2 separate regions of the Mus musculus genome follow, and region 2 is linked to region 1. Evidence: chromatin contacts called from ENCODE Hi-C or POLR2A ChIA-PET data. All regions are on one chromosome and are shown on one strand. Each heading gives the region's core, a stretch centred on a gene start or an enhancer-like site at or near the end of the contact. The rest is flanking DNA. Distances are from core to core; before and after follow the strand shown. Region 1 holds the start of Lonrf1 (LON peptidase N-terminal domain and ring finger 1). Region 2 overlaps Gm35712 (a long non-coding RNA gene).

Evidence for each region. Hi-C counts contacts between places; a loop is a spot of excess contacts on that map. ChIA-PET counts read pairs that join two places held with the same protein, here RNA polymerase II (POLR2A).
Region 2: a loop to region 1 is called in a map of left cerebral cortex, with 2.3 times the contacts of the local background. The contact joins the enhancer-like site here to the promoter of Lonrf1 in region 1. A Hi-C loop is called at or near these places in 7 of 37 maps with a recorded cell type or tissue (T-helper 17 cell, gastrocnemius, heart and 1 more). POLR2A ChIA-PET finds 5 or more read pairs at or near these places in 1 of 5 experiments (Patski).

The regions. Positions count from the first base shown.
Region 1 is chr8:36,248,068-36,252,187 of GRCm38, reverse strand. It overlaps Lonrf1 (LON peptidase N-terminal domain and ring finger 1), which reads left to right and starts at 2,829. Exons shown (of 12, transcript NM_001081150.2): 1 at 2,829-3,621. The coding sequence starts at 2,934. All of the region lies in intron 1 of Gm35712 (a long non-coding RNA gene), which reads right to left.
Region 2 is chr8:36,307,938-36,311,693 of GRCm38, reverse strand. All of the region lies in intron 1 of Gm35712 (a long non-coding RNA gene), which reads right to left. Among named protein-coding and RNA genes, the nearest start is that of Lonrf1, 60 kb to the right of the region's middle. Within about 2 kb of position 1,618, at least 1 of the 3 ENCODE cell types and tissues checked has a DNase peak (open chromatin) inside an H3K27ac peak, as active enhancers do; it is heart, where a contact is called at or near this core.

The DNA of each region.
Region 1 (4,120 bases), core at 1,580-4,079:
ATGGGGTGCGGCAGTGGGCAGGAGGGATAAGCAGGGAATGATGGTGATAAGCATTTTCCAAATTAGGAAACAGATACGCTTTTCTTCTGACTCTCTTACATAACTGATCTATTTTAGAAGACAACACTAAAAAAAAAAAAAAAAAAAGAAAGGCTGAAACGAAATACAAACCTCCTGATTTTACTACTTCATTAGCAAAGAATGACAAAAGGCAGTGATGCTACAGGAAGAAAGGAGAGAGCCCTTGAAGCCTGTCAGGCACCTCCTGCCCAGAGGCTGGCTTGCAGGACGCCCTCTTTTTTCCTCCCAGCCTGCTGGATGAGTCAGAGACCAAAGGCTAAGTTTTAGAAAATGAATGAAGGTACTAATTTCTCTCTCCCTTGAATTTAAGAGGCAGTTGCATCAAAGGGCATACCCTTTCTAGTGGCACAGAGAGACAGAAGAGTGACCTATTACAATGCTAGCGATTACAGTGCTGAGACTTCCTGATTCATCGGGGGAAGTTGTGCTGCATACAAAGGCCACAGTGGAAATACAGCCTCTTACATAAATAAGTTACATAAATGAGAGAGAACAGGTTATGTAAATGTATAAACCAGCAAACATGAATTATAACCATTTACAAATGCCATGGAGAGCAGGACACAGTTCCTCCTACCATCCCCTCCCTCCTTATTTTGTCATAACTGTGTCACTTCATTCCATGCCAGATTCGGGTGTATTTGTCATAGTCAGTAGGGAAAAAGACTGCAAAGGACAAGGCGATTCCTCATCTCATTTTCTGAGACACGCGTTTTTCTTTAGAGAGAAATCTCATAACAAACCTGATTTGAAACTGTAACTGAGAAGACCTATTTGTTTACCAATTTATTATTATACTTTGTCTAATCATGAATGCAGTTCATGAAATGTTTGCTAGGGCACAGTCTGGAAACTGCCTGGGCAAGAATGAAGTGTGCAAGTGAATAGTGTGTGTGTGTGTGTGTGTGTGTGTGTATGTGAGTGTGCCTGTGTGTGCATGTGCGTGTGTGCGTGTGCATGTGCATGTGTGTGTGTGCATGTGTTTGTGGTCGCACACATGGCAAGAATGAAGCATGCAAGTGAATCGTGTATGTGTGTGTGTGTGTGTGTGTGTGTGTGTGCATGTGCACTCGCACACACCCATATGTGTGTGCACGCGTGAATGCATTATACTGGTTAGATTTTTTTAAGTCTCCAGTGAGTGTCTCCGCATCTAACTCACATCATTGTTCTGCCTTGGCTATGGTTCCATGCTTGGGGGCTTGCCTAGAAGACAGGAGGACCCAGGCTTGATTCCAAAGCTACACATACAAGGTAAACACCATTGCCCATGTAACTTAGATTTAAGGTTCTCCTCATAACCAATTCTCCGTGCTCCCCAGATGAGAAGGAGGTGCTCCCTGCCTGGCTGCACCTTGCTTCCGGACTGTCTGGAACAGGAGCCCGGGATTTTGCTTTTGTTTTTAAGTCAACTCTTCTTTCTCTAGCCCTTTGTTCCTGTGCCCTCTTTCTTTTCTGAGGTTTGCTTATTGTGTAGCAGAAAGACGCTTTCAAACCTTTGTCACCTGTTCTGTGTAAGCAGGATCTCGTGTGTTTGCAGACCTCGTGTAAAAAAAATTGAAGAAAGATAACTGTTGATTAAACATTATATACGATATTATCACCGTGAGAAGATCTTAAAATCTCTTTGTAATACTGACTGTATGATTTCAGACAAATATATTTCCTTTCCTGTTACCAAGTATTTGAAAAAGAACCAAAAGCCTTAAATCTCTTCCTACATTTTCCACCCAGTACTCTGTAATCAAACCTATAAATATTTCCATTGAGAATATTAAACTGGATGCTGTCACATTTAAAGGAACTAGAATCCATTACATACGAGCCAAACTGTCTTCAGTCGACAAAGCTGCGGAATGCTTGCATTGTAGTGATCTGGTTTCTGCCACAGGGAAAATGTTTTTCTTCTATATTCTCATTTAAAAACCTTTAAGCAACTGTGGGTTCGTGTGTATGAAGGTTGTGGAGCCCATCTGAGGAACCTGGAGACTTTCACTCTCTAAGGTGTGCTTTGTTTATTTAATAGTTTAATGGGGGGGGTTGGTGTATTGCACTTTTTAAATTAAAATTTAAAGGTCACTCACAAAGTATCGGGCTTCTTTTGGACAGTTCATTTCTTCGTTTGAACTCTTAATAAACTTTATCACAAGTCAGCACTAACCAAAGGAAGTGGTCTCTGGACGTGGAATGTGTGTGTGTATAAAGTTGGCAGATTTCAGTTTTAAGTCTCAAAGTAATCACACCGTGCATTCACAATCCCTTTGCCTGTTCTGGCCGGCCGTAACCCAGGGCATCTAGACCCACCCAAAGTTTCCTTTCTATGGCCAGGAGGAGTCGGAGTACCTACTCAGGTGCTGCAGGTTTGGGGTCACAGCACTGCTGGTGCACATACGAACTGCACAGCGCCCAAGTTATAGGCCTGGGGATGGACCTCGGTTACAAGAGGTGTCAGCTCGAAGGCCGCCCAGGAGACTTCGGGCTTTGTTCAGTCACGAGCCAAGCCCTCCTCGTCAGAGAAGCCAATTAGATCCCCGCTGGGGATCATCTGATCTCACGTCCCTCTCCAGGAGGGGCTCAGAAAGGGCGGGACCAGCCGGCCAGCTCTGGTGAACTAGGAGGCCGGCCGCATGTCGGGAGGCCGGGCGCAGAAGCCAAGGCCCGCCCCGCTCCGCCTCGCTAAGCCTCGCCCCTCCTCTGTAGGCCCCGCCCCCAGGGGCTCCCCGGGCGCGCGCCGCCCCGCCATGTCCGCGCGCCACGCCCCCCTGCTCGCCGGCCGCGTGCGGAGCCGCGCGCCCCGGAGGTTCCCGGACCGTGGCGGCGGGCGGCGGCGGCAGAGCAGCCCTGTGCGGGCCATGTCTTCTCCGGCCGTGGCGAGGGCGTCCCCGGGCGGGAATCGGGAGGCGTCCGGCGGACCGCGGAGCCGGAACGGGCCGTGGGAAGTGGGCGGCGGCGGCGAGCGGTTGGAGCGCGCGGGCGCGGAGTCGGGGCGCTGGGAGCTTCTGCTCCGCCGCGGAGAGCTGCTGGCGCTGGGCGGCCACCTGAAGGGAGCGCTGGAGGCGTTCGCGGCTGCGCTGCGCCGCGGGGCCCCGGCCAGGCCCGAGCGCCTCGGGTCGCTAGTGGACTGCCTGGTGTTCAGCTACCGGCTCCGCCACGGGCTGCGCTGGAGCGCGGCACCCGCGGCGGGCGCGGCCGGGCTGCTCAGCTGCCTGAGCTGCCGGGGCTTCCTAAGCGAGCCGGTGACCGTGCCGTGCGGCCACAGCTACTGCCGCCGTTGCCTACGGAGGGAGCTGCGCGCCCGCTGCCGCCTGTGCCGGGACCGCCTGCCACCCGCCGCCGCCGCCTCGGAGGGGACCCCGCGGCCGCCGCCCCTGGCCGCCGCCATCGCCGACTTCCGAACCAGCGTCGTGCTCAACCACCTGGCGGAGAAGTGGTTCCCGGGCCAGCGCGAGCGCGCGCGGGCGGCCGGCCGCCTCGGGGAACTGCTGCACGAAGGGCGCTACCGGGAGGCCCTGGCCGCCGCCTGCGACGCCCTGCGAGCAGGTGATGCGGGGCTGCGGTGTGGGGCCGGGCGAGCGGGGATCACGAGTGTGGGAGGGGGCGGCGCCCCGGGGTGCTTCGGTCACGGTGGGGATCGCCTGGGAGCTGCAAGTGACGCGGCGCGGGGAGGGGCGCGGATGCGAGGTTCCCTCGTGCGCGCGCCCAGCGGGGACCTGGGGCCGCGGAGCTTGGGCGCGGGGTGGGTGGGGGCCGCAGGCTTCCCTCAGTACTCTGGCCGGGAGCCCCAGCCGGGGTGGGGGCGAGCATCCCCGGGCTTGGCGGGAGCTCGGGGGATACCGTGTCTACCTTGGTCGTGCACTAAAGTCACCGGGGCAATTAGAAGCCGCGGGAGGGCAGAATTGCATAAGCTGGGTGGGGGGGCGTTGTGTAACGGGTGACGTTCAGTGGGCGTGGCGGGAGCCCGGCGCGGGCACCGGCATCGGGAGGCCCAGCGACGGCCCAACTCCGAGTTGGTGGCCGGCTGCCCCCGAGGTGGTCACCT
Region 2 (3,756 bases), core at 369-2,868, 61 kb before region 1:
TTGACTCAGCTGAGGACCACCTGGACTGGCAAAGAGCATCTCTGGCTGTGTCTGTGAGATCACATGCAGAGATACCCGGATCATAATGTCTTTGACCTAATAACTATTAATCCATCGATTGAATTTTGAATAGACCATTGGCAGGAAGTAGACTACTGTAGGAAGTGGAAGGCTGCTTGGAGGAAGTATGGGACTGAGGATATGCCCACAGGGGTGGGAAGAGCTATCCTAAATGTGCATAGGACCATTTAGTGGGCTGGGGCTCTAGGCTGGATAAGAAGAAGAAAGCCAGTTTTCTCCACTTTCTGCTTCCAGACTGTGGGTGCAGGATTTCCAGCCATAGAAGCTCCTGTTCCCCTGCAGACACTTGTCTCTGGGAAATGTCAACAGGTTTCATTGTTGCAGAAGAAAATCATATGTCAGCTGGTGTTTCTGTCAACAATTGCCTGGGTCACTGCCTGCTCTTTCTTTTTCTCTTCCTCTTCTTCATCATCTTCCTTCCTTCCTTCCTTCCTTCCTTCCTTCCTTCCTTCCTTCCTTCCTTCCTTCCTTCCTTCCTTCCTTCCTTCCTTCCTCTCTCCCTCCCTTCTCTCCCTCCCTCCCTCCCTCCCTCCCTCCCTCCCTCCCTTCCTCCCTTCCTTCCTTCCTTCCTTCTCCCTTCCTTTTCTCTGTCCTCTCTCCATGCTTCCCAGCCTTTTAGGGAACACATTCAGAGCTTTATTCCGTGTGTGTGTGTGTGTGTGTGTGTGTGTGTGTGTGTGTGTGTGTGTGTGTGTATTGCATGCATGTACCTCTACAGGCATGCAGGTATAAGCAAGCTGGGCCCTGGGAGGCCAGAGCAGGAAGAAGGATGTCTTTCTCCACAGTTCTCCATCTTGAGACAGGATAATCCTGTTGAACTTCAGGGTTGCTAATCTCATATCTCATAAGGCCAGAAGGTTAGTGAGCTCTTGGGGTCAACCTCTCTCAATCTCCCAATGCCAAAGTGACAGGAGCCCACAGTCAGACCTAGCATTAAGCATTAATCAATGCGCCAATGTCCTTTAAGCCATCAAAACAGGCATAGATCGAGGATGCTTTTAGAAACAGAACAGTGTTTATAAGAAAGCAAAGCTGAAATGGTTTGTAGACTGCAGGGTTTCCCACATGCCTGTCCACAGCATAGATGGTAGATTTCCCAGTGAGTCCTCAAAGACATGATTGAGTCAGAGGTTGGAAGATACACCAGATGTCTCTGCACACCGTGCTGCCTTGTGCCTGCAAAGCCAGAGAGCTGGCTACTGCCAGAGCCCACTGACTCCATCCACTTCCTTAAAGCACCTTTGAGCTCTTGTTTGAATCAGTGAGGAACAGGAGGAAAGCAACCCGTGCTGGAACAGTTTCAGCAGAAAGCCTGCATGTAATAGGATTGTTTGGGAAAGAGGAAGTATTAGAAGACAGACGGACCGGGAAACATGAGCGAGCTGACTCCTGGCTACCTCTGCTGTGGATTCCTGTTAACAGCTTGGTCTTTCTTCTCGGGAGCCTGTCAACACTCTAGCCAGCAGCTGAAGGTTGCCGGGAACCATCTTTGGTGGTTGGCAGACTGGCCTAGGGCCAGTATGTGCCTCTTGGGCCTGCTGGGTTTGGAAGCGCTCTTGGGAAAGTACACTCCTGGAACAAAGTCTCCGTGTCTGAAAGATTCTATGCCTATGGAGTTCCTAGGAGAAAAACTGCCTATTAACGAAGCGGGGTGGGGATGGGGGGGGGTGTGATGCAACTTGCTGATGTGGCTGTCATTTGTTAAATTTAAATTTAAAACTCGTGTGTGTGTGTGTGTGTGTGTGTGTGTGTGTGTGTGTGTGTGTGTGTGTGATGCTAGATAGAGATTAATCTGAATCCAATGCTAAGCCACACTCTATAACTTTGGCCATTTGATGCTGCTTTAAACTGTGTTTTTAACGTGTGCATTTGAAACGAATACACATTTACAAAAGGAGTCTGTCTTCAAGCTGGCCATGAACCTGCCCTTGGTAAAGCAAAAAGTCACAAGACATGGCTGATTAGAAACCTTCTTGACCTTTCATTATCAATAACGTTTTAATGAATGCCATCACTCTGTTGATTCTATTAAGCTGTACCGATAAGTGTGTTCTAGCAAGATCAAGCCGGGTAACATTCCTGCATGGAAGGGAGAGGCTCAGGAGGCTCCATTGAGGAGCTGATGGCAGTTGGTGGCTGCTGGAGGAGAGAGAGCCAACATTCTGCAGGGTTGTGGCCCCAGTAGGTGACACATGCTCCAGTGGATGGCCCGACATCCGTGTGCGTATGGGCAACACCAACTGAACTCAGTGAAAACAAAGGAAGACCAAGAGTTGGGGGGAGATAGGGCGTGGTTGAGAAAGAGTTGGATGGGGAATAGAGGGTAGATGTGATCTAAATACATTGTATTCATGGGAGGAATGTCCAAAGACTGAAACCAATGTGTGCTGTAGTGCATAAGGTGCTTGCTACACAAGGCTGAGGACCTGATCTCAGATTCTCCAGCATTCATGTAAAAGCTGAGATTACAGACTCTGTTTCCCTAGCCCTGGGAGGAAGAGATGGGCAGATTCTGGGGACTCCCTGGCTAGCCAATAGTGATATAGTCAATATTTCAGCCAATAGCCTAGCAGAAATAGTGACCTTCAAGTTCAATGAGAGATCTTGTCTCAGACGTGTAAGCTAGTGAGCAATAGAAGAAGACCCATGATGTCCACCTCTGGAGTCCACACACTCAGGCAAATGCACACATGCACACATGCACACCTGCACATACACGGAGCAGGCTACAAAAGCCAGGTTAAACTAAACGAATATCTCTTCAGTTCCCGGGACGTCTTCCAACTTGCTAGAGGATCTTATTATATACACCTTTTGAGGCATCTTGGAGCACAGACTCCCCAGTAAGCTTAGAGATTTTACTTTCTCTTATCTTAAGCCAGTGTCTCCAAAACTGCCTTGCTGAGAGCCTAGCGTTGGGAATAGTGAGCATCCGCTCAACTATGAATAAATTGGCACTCTGCTCTCCTGTCGGCTGTGTTCTTTCTGTCTGTAGACTCCTTGGTTGTGAATGCTAAGGAAGAGGAAAGGGGGGAGGGACGGGATGGGGAAACAGAGTAGCAGAACAGGAAGAAGGAAAGGAAAAATGTCTACTTAGGTTCCTATTGCAGTGATGAATCCCACAATCAAAAGCAACGTGGGAAGAAAAGGCTTTATTCGTCTTACTCTTTCATAGTCCATCATCCAGGAAACTTAGGACAGGAACCTGGAGGCAGGAACTGAAGCAGAGGCCATGGAGGAATGAATACTACTCATATGGCTTGTGTCAGACTGCTTTCTTCTAGCACCCAGGACTACTAGCCCAGGGGCAACACTATTCACAGTGAAGCAGGGCTCTCCCACATGTTAATCATTAACCCAGAAAATGCATCACAGGCATGCCCACAGGCCGGTGTGGTGGTTGTGGTGGTGGGTGTTCAAACTGAGCTGTCCTCTTCTAAAAGGACTCTAGCTCCTGTCAAGTTGGCACAAGACTTGTCAGCACAAGAGGGGGTGATAGATTGGGGTGAGGGGCAGGAGAACAAGGGTGTGGGTGATAATCAACCTCAGCTGTTTGGGTAACTGATGTCCTCAGGGCTTGGGAAGGGAGAAAAGCAAAAGATCCGGACTTTGCATGCTTCAGTTCCAAATCCTAATGGGAGAAGATCTTTCAAAATTCATTTTAACCCTTCAAAC